Linked DNA regions of Homo sapiens: region 2 is linked to region 1. A link is a contact called in ENCODE Hi-C data. All regions are on one chromosome and are shown on one strand. The core of a region is the stretch at or near the end of the contact, and the rest is flanking DNA. Distances in the headings are between cores, read along the strand shown. Region 1 holds the start of ST8SIA5 (ST8 alpha-N-acetyl-neuraminide alpha-2,8-sialyltransferase 5). Region 2 holds the start of ELOA2 (elongin A2).

The links. A loop is a pair of places that touch in the nucleus more often than their neighbours do. Pooled maps may share reads with other maps.
Region 2: a pooled map shows a loop between it and region 1 (4-fold over the local background). The contact joins the promoter of ELOA2 here to the promoter of ST8SIA5 in region 1. A Hi-C loop is called at or near these places in 1 of 168 maps with a recorded cell type or tissue (K562) and 1 of 50 pooled maps.

The regions. Positions count from the first base shown.
Region 1 is chr18:46,755,068-46,760,417 of GRCh38, reverse strand. It overlaps ST8SIA5 (ST8 alpha-N-acetyl-neuraminide alpha-2,8-sialyltransferase 5), which reads left to right and starts at 3,365. Exons shown (of 7, transcript NM_013305.6): 1 at 3,365-4,040. The coding sequence starts at 3,910. ST8SIA5-DT (ST8SIA5 divergent transcript) reads right to left here and starts at 2,975. Exons shown (of 3, transcript XR_001753434.3): 1 at 1,959-2,975; 2 at 152-1,621. RefSeq lists a silencer at 3,393-3,782.
Region 2 is chr18:47,033,286-47,038,172 of GRCh38, reverse strand. It overlaps ELOA2 (elongin A2), which reads left to right and starts at 2,552. Exons shown (of 1, transcript NM_016427.3): 1 at 2,552-4,887. The coding sequence starts at 2,909. The region is part of intron 3 of KATNAL2 (katanin catalytic subunit A1 like 2); the gene reads right to left.

The DNA of each region.
Region 1 (5,350 bases), core at 2,116-4,615:
GTAGAATGGATAAGTTGTGCCACAGTCGTTTGATGGCATACTATATAGCAATAAGATTGAACAAACTATAACTGCACACAGAAGTATTAGTTTCATATTGCAGTGAAACATATTACCACAAACTTAGTGGCTTAAAGCAACACACACTTACAAGCTCACAGATGTGTAGGTCTTACATCTGGGCACGGCATAGCTGGGTTCTCGGCTGAGGGTCCCAACAGCTGAAATCAATGTGTAGGCGGCTGGAGCTCAGAATCCTCTTTGAAGTGTATTCAGGTTGTTAGCAGAAGTCGGAGTCTGCTTCATGATTGGAGGACTGAGGTCCTCATTTCCTTGCTGGCTGTCAGCCAGGAGCCAGTCTCAGCTCCTACAGGCTGTCTGCATCCTTTGCCTTGTGGACCTCTTCTGTCTTCGAAGGCAACAGCAAAGAATTTCCCTCATATCAGCCACTCTCGTGATTCAAATCTTTTTCACCAGGAAGAGCCCAGTCCCTTGTAAGGGCTCCATATGGCCATGCCCACTGAGGACAATTTCCTGATATTAAAGCCAACTGATTTAGGCCAATTACATCTGCAAATTCCCTTCACAGCAGCGCCTAGATCAATACCTATGGGAATGTGCATACAAGAAGGGGTGAGGAATCTTGGGGGTCTTCTTGTAATTCTGCCCACCACATGCAACAGCATGGATAAATCTCATAGCAACGTTAAGCAAAAGAAGGCAGACACAAAATAATATATAATGTATAATTGCATTTATATAAAACACAAAACAGGAAGCACTGATCTTTGGGGTTAGGATTCAGAACAGTGGTTACTCTTGAGTACATAGTAACCAGATAGGAACATGAGGGGACTCCTGGGGGCCGATAATTGATCTGTGTACTGGTTACATGGGTGTGTTCAGCTTGTGAAAACACAGCGACCTGAACATTTATGATTTGTGTACTTTTCTGTAAATGCATTATATTGCAATTAAAAAGTTCTTAGGATAATTTTGATTCATTTCTTGAAAATAGATTTGTTTTTCCAAGAAAACAGCACTCAAAGACAGGTATCAGAGTGAGCACCTGATGGGGTGGAGAATAAGCAGGAATACAAAAGAAACAACAGTGCCTTGCCTGGAGTGAAGATGATAGTACCCCTCAAACTCTACACTTGAGCACCAAGTAGAGAAAAATTAGTGAAAAATTAGTACTGTCATCTTGGAGCCTGTGTGTAGGACCTACCTCATAATTTGGCCCAGTGCAAAGAGAAATGCAAACCCCCTTGTTCAAAAGTTTGAAGACAGCAAGAGTGGAGCAATCAGTCAAAATCAATGGTGGTGGTGGGGACAAATGAACAAGTCCCACTCCCAAGAAGCCAGCCTGCCTGTGTGTGTGGGAGAAAGAACCTCATCTCAGAATCCCAAGACTTGTTGCTAGGTGAGTTACTTTGGGCATCTGTTGCTTTAGTCCTTTCAGCTGTAAAATGGGTTAGCCAGGGGCTAGGAGGTGAAAATTCATTAATATATGCAAGTGAAGCACGTTTTTATGTGCCAGACAGCAAACAAATACAGGAATTATTATAATAATGGGCCCTCTAAATGTTGGAGTTTTTCTTTAATTGGTTAAAAAGCCTACCTGTGGCCGGGCGCGGTGGCTCACGCCTGTAATCCCAGCACTTTGGGAGGCCGAGGCGGGTGGATCATGAGGTCAGGAGATCGAGACCATCCTGGCTAACAAGGTGAAACCCCGTCTCTACTAAAAATACAAAAAATTAGCCGGGCGCGGTGGCGGGCGCCTGTAGTCCCAGCTACTCGGGAGGCTGAGGCAGGAGAATGGCGTGAACCCGGGAAGCGGAGCTTGCAGTGAGCCGAGATTGCGCCACTGCAGTCCGCAGTCCGGCCTGGGCGACAGAGCGAGACTCCGTCTCAAAAAAAAAAAAAAAAAAAAAAAAAAAAAAAAAAAAAAAGCCTACCTGTGACCTTGCAGAGAAATACAGAAACTCTTCATGGATAGCACAGGGGCCACTTCTGCCTTATGAATTAACACAAATCCCGAATTCTTGGTGGAACCCTTATCATGAGATTTTACTGTGCATTATTTGATCTTTCCAGTTCAAAGAAGAAACTACTAAATGCCAAGGTCGAGAGTATTGGAGTCTGGGCACTTCCCCCATCAAAGTTCTTGTGCTGAGGTTTGAGTTTCGGTCAGGTTCGCTGTTGAATCCCTGGCCTGACTCTAGAACATCCCGGAGTGCCTGCTGGAACCTGGGAAGGGGCACCCTAGAATCTTCCAACCGGCCTCAGTGGCGAGCGCCGCGGGCACACGACTCCCAGCGCTTGGAGCCTCTGCGGTGTTAGGATGACAGGACTGTCGCCTGGCCGGGTTGGGGGGTGGGGACGGTATTTCAGGCTAAGAATTTCTGAGAGGCACGACATTCGCATTGCGTTTCTGTGATTATTCTCCCTGGCTTGCGTTCTGAAGCACGAATCTTTCCGGATGTAGTAACTGGCTTCCTAAAGCTTTGGGGGGACTGTGGTCCCCGAAGGCTGCCGGCTGCCTGACCTAAGATTTACGAGTGGTTCCAAGGATGAGACAAGGTCCCAGTGTCTCGGTGACAACAGGGTCTTTGACGAACGGCTGCCGAGTTGCAGCTGGGGAGGGGGAAGAGGACTGTGGCGGGGGCGGGGAGCCCCTGAATTTCTTCCTTGTAGGAGTTGGGCGCCGGGGCACGGGCAGGCAGCCCCGCAGGCCATCAGCATGCAGGAGCGGCGCGCCGTCCTTGAAGGGCTGCCCGGCTGACCTTGCTCCGCTTTCTCCGGAGAAATCGCTAGGAGAGCGCGAGGACGCGGCCACGATGGTGACTCAGTGCCCTGCGCGCCGCACGCAAATGCTCCCTTCCATCAAGTCCAGCTCCGCAACTGTTGTTTCCTCTTCCTGCCCTCTTTTTTTTCTTTTTTTTTCTTTTTGAGACGGAGTCTCGCTCTGTCGCCCAGGCTGGAGTGCAGTGGCGCGATCCCGGCTCACTGCAACCTCCGCCTCCCAGGTTCAAGCGATTCTTCTGCCTCAGTCTCCCAAGTAGCTGGGACTACAGGCGCGTGCCACCACGCCTGGCTAATTTTGTTTTTTGTATTTTTAGTAGATACGGGTTTTCGCCATATTGGCCAGGCTGGTCTTGAACTCCTGACCTTGTGATCCGCCCGCCTCGGCCTCCCAAAGTGCTGGGATTACAGGAGTGAGCCACCGCGCCCAGCCCCTGCCCTCTTTTTAATTCCAAGATTCAAACCCGGCGTTTTGCGCTCCGCCCCTCCCCCTCCCCACGGCCCGCCTATCATTAGCCAGACTGCGCGGGTGTTTTGTACGCCCCCTCCCCCCGTCCCTATCGGCAGAACCGGAGGCCAACCTTCGCGATCCCTTGCTGCGGGCCCGGAGATCAAACGTGGCCCGCCCCCGGCAGGGCACAGCGCGCTGGGCAACCGCGATCCGGCGCCGGACTGGAGGGGTCGATGCGCGGCGCGCTGGGGCGCACAGGGGACGGAGCCCGGGTCTTGCTCCCCATTGGCCGCCACCTCGGCGGGAGGGGCCGCCTCCGGCTCGTGGCACCTGGCGTCTCCCCTCCGCGGGGAAATCGGCGGCTACCCGGCACCGGCGCCTGGAGGTAAAGGTACCCGGGGGTGGGGAAGGCCCCTGGCCGCGGCAGAGCTCCCTGCCACCGGCCCTGTCCTGCTTGCCGCCCCAGCGCCTGCGACGCTTGGATGCCCCCAGCTCCGGCCGCGCCAACCAGAAACTTTGCCCCTCGAAGTCCCCCGCCTGCCTGACCGCACCGTGAGGCGCCAAGTCGGCCGCGCGCCCCCCGGGGCCCCGGAACCCCGCGAGTCATTGCCTGGCCGCCCCGTACCCCGCGCCCGCGGCGCCCGGTAGCCAGGATGCGCTACGCGGACCCCTCGGCCAACCGGGATTTGTTGGGGAGCCGAACTTTGCTCTTCATCTTCATCTGCGCCTTTGCCTTGGTGACCTTGCTGCAACAGATCCTGTATGGCAGGAACTACATTAAGAGGTAAGAAAGTCCATTGAGAGGGCGGGATGCGCGGAGCCGGCCGGCGAGCCCCCGGGTGGCAGTGGCCGCGGCAGCTTCGGTCGCAGCGCCCCGGGGTGAGTGGCCGTGGGGTCCGCTCCTAGCCCCGAGCATGGCCGCTTAGGCTTGGGCCACCGCGTTTCCAAGAGCATCCTTGCTTGCTTCTGCCCAGCGCTGGCTGGAGGGTCCAGACAACTTTGTTCCGCTGTGAAAAATGAAGGACAGAATAGAATTCCAAGCAACCAGGCTGACGATAAATCCATTTAATACCCGGAGAGACCGCATGGATCGGAGCGGTGTCCTCCAGACCCACAGTTCTATGGCCATTTGTTTGGACTCCGGGGTCGGAGGGCTCAAAATCGTATCGATTGTTTGTTTGTTTGTTTGTTTGTTTATAACCTCGCGAGTCCTGAACTTTCGTAAGGACCCTTGGGAGAAAAAGCATTTTCCCCTCCAGGAGCTTCGGGTTCGGTGGGGGTGGTAGTGTGGGCTGTGGCTATGCGACAGGGATAGTGATAGTGAAGTCTTACAATCCCACAGCCACTGGATCTGTGAAACTCAACAACCTGATTCCTTCTGAAACAGATGGCTTTTTTTTTCTCATCCTTAGCGCAAAAGGTCAGAGCTGCAGCATAAGTTAACCCCTCGTTGGGCTCTCCCCCTACTCCACCCCAATCCACGGTTAAACTCCAAGAGAAAGAGCAGTAGGAGGTGTCACTCAGAAATTCAATTCGGGCACAGCCTCAGCCTCTCTATTTGCAGAAGATACACTGAAATGCCAGCCACTTCCTTCTGCCGGCTCTGCTGGCTTAAGGAAACACTTGGGGTTCCTCCGCCTGGTTTGAGAGATTAGGGGAGGTTCTTGCTCTAGGATACACCCATATCAGAGCCTCTCTTGGCAAGAGCCCTCTCTCCTAGCTGCTGGGCTGTTTTTTAGTTTGCTGCTAGTGTCTCCCTACTCTCACCGCCCCTCCCCTAGGTTGATAGGAAAATAAATGTCTCTCTAGCTAAGTAAGCATCCCACCTTCTTCTCTAAACTTCCCCATAACGAAACAGCCCTCTTCTCATCCTTTGGGTGAGGTGGATACATCAGGTATGGGTGCTCCCAATCTGGGCTGCCCACGAAGGTGGGAGGGTGAGGATCGCTGCTAGGTGTCGCTGTCCAGTGGAAAAGCCGAGCACTTAGGCTGTTTCCCCTCCTTGTAACTCCCCCGGAGCTGGGGAGTAATGAGGCACCTTGTTCTGAACATTTGTTTACAGCCAGTTGCTGCTCCGGACCTTCCCAGGGAGCG
Region 2 (4,887 bases), core at 1,303-3,802, 280 kb before region 1:
ACAGGCTTACTCAGGGTTTTCATTACATTTCTGCAAAATGGCAGGTACTTCAACTCCAATCAAAAGAATTTCCACTTTTTTTTTATTAGAATCACAGTTTGCAAAAGAGTCGATGTCTATAATGGGGATTGGCTGAGTCCTTTAGAACTCTGTCTGGTAATGAGGCTGCATCAAAAATGGCTTTTCATGGTCGGGCACTGTGGCTCACTCCTGTAATCCCAGCAATTTGGGAGGCCAAGGTGGGAGGATCACTTGAGCCCAGGAGTTTGAGAGCAGCCTGGGCAACATAGGGAGACTCCCATCTCTAATAAAAAAAAAAAAATGGCTTTCCTACTATGTGGACTGTGAAGCAGCTTTTACTTGTGGTGACCAGGTCTTAAAATAATAATGTGATTTTTATTTTGTGGTAAGAGTGATAAAAATTCAGAATTCAGTAAGAGTAAAGCAGGAAAAGAGAGTTTTAAAAACACTATTCCAAATGTAGTGTTAAATATTTAAGATGAGCTTCTGTTACTGAAAACACAGAATGCAGTCTTACAAATTTCTTAATTAAAGGTATAAAGTTGGCCAGATCTACATCTTTCTGCCCAGGCCATTCAAATTAACCTAGAAAATTATCTTCTGAATTAAAAAAAACTAAGAATGAGCCATTCCCCGCAAAAAGGATCCATTTAAACTGTAAGAGATGGTGTGCCCCTGAAATGGACACAATTACATGCTCATTAATTTCTGTGTACAAAGAAAGGAGGCCCAGAAGTGAACATCTAATCTAGGTGTCTCATTTGCATGTTTCAATAATCTGGCTGTTTTTGTTTTCTTTCATTTCCTTTGTGGGCTATTGTGCCACAAATATACCTCCATTATCAAATTCAAAATTGAATCCTATGATACCATAGCCTGAGGAAAAGGAAGCATTGAATATCATTCCCAGTTTTAGACCCAGAAGATATTTAGGAAATGTTACTGTATATACACCACATGCAACATTAGTGCTTTTAATTTCCTTTTTACGGGTGCAATGGAGATTAATTTGCATGAGCTCGTTTCAATTTCAGTAATAAGATCCAAATTTTGCATTAAGCTTTCAATCTCAAAAACAAACAGTTAAAAAGCATACATCACTTCTTTCAAATGTCTTTACTATACTTCTGTTTTACAGTCCCTGCATCTAATATTCCCCTAAAAGGTTGAATATATATACCTGTAGGTTCTAATTTGTTTCTTGTTTGTTTCCTGACTATCTCCTGGCTCTGCCAGGAAACTTCCTAACTTTCAAATGCTGTACAACCCAAAAAAATGCTAGAAATATCAAAAGAAGTGTCTACAGATCCAGAAAAGACATTTATTGAATTTAATACAATGTCAGAATTGGTCAACTATGCTCAGAAACATAGGACCAAGTGTTCCCTAATTTGAGAGGGTAAATAAGTAACAACAGAAATAAGAGAAAAAACCATAGATATTTCAAATGATCCTGTTTTAATAATTGTCACTGAAAATTAAAGTCCGATCCAGATACCAAATCTGTTTCAACAATAATAGCTAGAGACAAGAGTAAAAATTTCTTTAAAGTTTTAAAACAGGTGGAAGAAGATCCAGAAATATTTATTCCAAGATTTGTAAGCGGGGATAAAACATGGCTACACTGGATAGTCCTGAAGAAAGAGCACAAAACAAAGGCTACCAAAAGGTGGCAGCACTCCAGTCAAAGACAGAGAGGACCAGTCAAGAGAAGAGGTCATGGCAACAGTTTTGGGGAATGCTCAAAAGATATGACTAAAAGACTTTTTGAAGGGCCAAACCAAGATCAAATATGCTTACTAACAGAGTTTTTGAGAAAACTAGCCAAAGCATGAGCAGAAAAACCATTACCAGAGAGTTCTACCTAATCATGAAAAAGTTCTTGCTGTAGCATTTCACTGAACAAAGGGCAGTTTGGCAAGAGTTTCAAAAGGAGATCATGAGGCGTCCACCTTGCAGTCATGATGTGGAACCTGCTGACTTCTATTTATTTCCTCGTATTAAAAATTCTGCAAACGGCACCCAGTTTTCTTCAGTTAATAATGGAAAAAAGATTTCTTGGAAATAGTTAAATTCCCAGAAACATCAGGGCTTGAGGGACAAGGCGGGGTCAAGACAGTGCTCGAACTACTGTCTCGAAATTGATGGAGCAGATGTTAAGAAATAAAATCTACCGGTTTTATTTTTGTCTTTTAATCCCTGTTTTGACAAATTTGGGAAGTCCCCTCACACAACATCAGTCCTAGGCAAAGAGTTGTTATCCTGTATTGGTTCTTCTTTCTATGATTTTGTCTTGCTGTGTTATTTTCTGTTTTACTCCCAAGAAGATTCAGTCTGTGTTTTTTGGAATTCACAGATGTGGAACCTGCGAACATGGAAGGTCAACGGTAAAACTCAGTGGGGTGTGTCGAGGCTGAAATTAACCTAATCAACCTCTGGGGCACAGCAGTCCACCTGGCGTGGACCGTCCCGATTGTCTGCATTGTGCTGACGGCATGAGTACGTATGGGGGCGGGGCAGCCCAAGAGCTAAGAGGGTCAGGGCTAGAGCCGTGAGTGTCAGCCTGGGATGGGCTACATAAGGCCCAGCTCTGGCACCAGAGCTTCATTCTTTGTTGCACAGCAAACTGCAGAGGTCACTCCAGGCTGTGGCTCCACATCCCGAGGAACAAAAGCGGGCCTGCTCAGCTGTCTGCAAGGACGGCCGTTCCAGACCAAGTGGCCTGCTGCTCCGAGGACCCAGCTCGCTCCAGGCTGTGACTCCACATCCCGAGGTCGCTGCCTGGCGACCGGGCAGCGAGGACCGGCCACCCCAGACTTCCTGTCCCGCAGCCCCAAAGACAGAGCTGCGACCGCCGGGACAGCGACGCCTGCACAGCTCTGGTGAGATGGCGGCAGGGTCCACTACGCTGCACGCAGTGGAGAAGCTGCAGGTGCGTCTGGCCACTAAGACGGAGCCGAAAAAGCTAGAGAAATATTTGCAGAAACTCTCCGCCTTGCCCATGACGGCAGACATCCTGGCGGAGACTGGAATCAGAAAGACGGTGAAGCGCCTGCGGAAGCACCAGCACGTGGGCGACTTTGCCAGAGACTTAGCGGCCCGGTGGAAGAAGCTGGTGCTCGTGGACCGAAACACCCGGCCTGGCCCACAGGACCCTGAGGAGAGCGCTTCCCGACAGCGCTTCGGGGAGGCTCTTCAGGACCAGGAAAAGGCCTGGGGCTTCCCAGAAAACGCGACGGCCCCCAGGAGCCCATCTCACAGCCCTGAGCACAGACGGACAGCACGCAGAACACCTCCGGGGCAACAGAGACCTCACCCGAGGTCTCACAGTCGCGAGCCCAGAGCTGAGAGAAAGTGCCCCAGAATAGCCCCAGCTGATTCCGGCCGCTATCGGGCCTCTCCAACGCGCACAGCTCCCCTCCGGATGCCCGAGGGCCCTGAGCCCGCTGCGCCCGGGAAGCAACCCGGAAGAGGCCACACTCACGCGGCTCAGGGCGGGCCTCTGCTGTGTCCAGGCTGCCAGGGCCAACCCCAGGGGAAAGCCGTTGTGAGCCACAGCAAGGGGCACAAATCGTCTCGCCAGGAAAAACGCCCCTTGTGTGCCCAGGGAGATTGGCACTCCCCTACTTTGATCAGGGAGAAATCATGCGGGGCCTGCTTAAGAGAGGAAACCCCAAGGATGCCCTCCTGGGCAAGTGCCAGGGACAGGCAGCCTTCGGACTTCAAGACAGACAAGGAAGGGGGGCAAGCTGGCAGCGGCCAGCGTGTCCCTGCCTTGGAGGAGGCTCCAGACAGTCACCAGAAGAGGCCTCAGCACAGTCACTCGAACAAGAAGAGGCCCAGTCTAGACGGCCGGGACCCAGGAAATGGGACACACGGCCTGTCGCCCGAGGAGAAAGAGCAGCTTTCCAACGACCGAGAGACTCAAGAGGGGAAGCCACCGACTGCTCATTTGGACAGAACGTCCGTGAGCTCCCTCTCTGAGGTGGAGGAGGTAGATATGGCTGAGGAATTCGAGCAGCCCACTCTGTCATGTGAAAAATACCTCACCTACGATCAGTTGCGGAAGCAAAAGAAAAAGACTGGAAAATCTGCCACCACTGCACTTGGAGATAAACAAAGGAAAGCAAACGAATCCAAGGGCACTCGTGAGTCCTGGGATTCGGCTAAGAAATTGCCTCCTGTCCAGGAAAGCCAGTCAGAGAGGCTGCAGGCGGCCGGCGCTGATTCCGCCGGGCCGAAAACGGTGCCCAGCCATGTCTTCTCAGAGCTCTGGGACCTCTCAGAGGCCTGGATGCAGGCCAACTACGATCCGCTTTCGGATTCTGACTCCATGACCTCCCAGGCAAAGCCAGAAGCACTCTCTTCACCAAAGTTCCGGGAGGAAGCTGCTTTCCCTGGACGCAGAGTGAATGCTAAGATGCCGGTGTACTCGGGCTCCAGGCCTGCCTGCCAGCTCCAGGTGCCGACGCTGCGCCAGCAGTGTGCCCAGGTGCTTAGAAACAATCCGGACGCCCTCAGCGACGTGGGAGAGGTCCCCTACTGGGTTCTTGAACCTGTTCTGGAAGGGTGGAGGCCCGATCAGCTGTATCGCAGAAAGAAAGACAATCACGCACTCGTTAGAGAGACAGACGAATTACGGAGGAATCATTGTTTCCAGGACTTCAAGGAAGAAAAGCCACAGGAAAACAAAACTTGGAGGGAGCAGTACCTGCGGCTTCCGGACGCCCCAGAGCAGCGGCTGAGAGTAATGACAACGAATATCCGATCTGCACGTGGAAACAACCCCAACGGCAGAGAGGCAAAGATGATCTGTTTCAAATCTGTGGCCAAGACGCCTTATGATACTTCAAGGAGGCAAGAGAA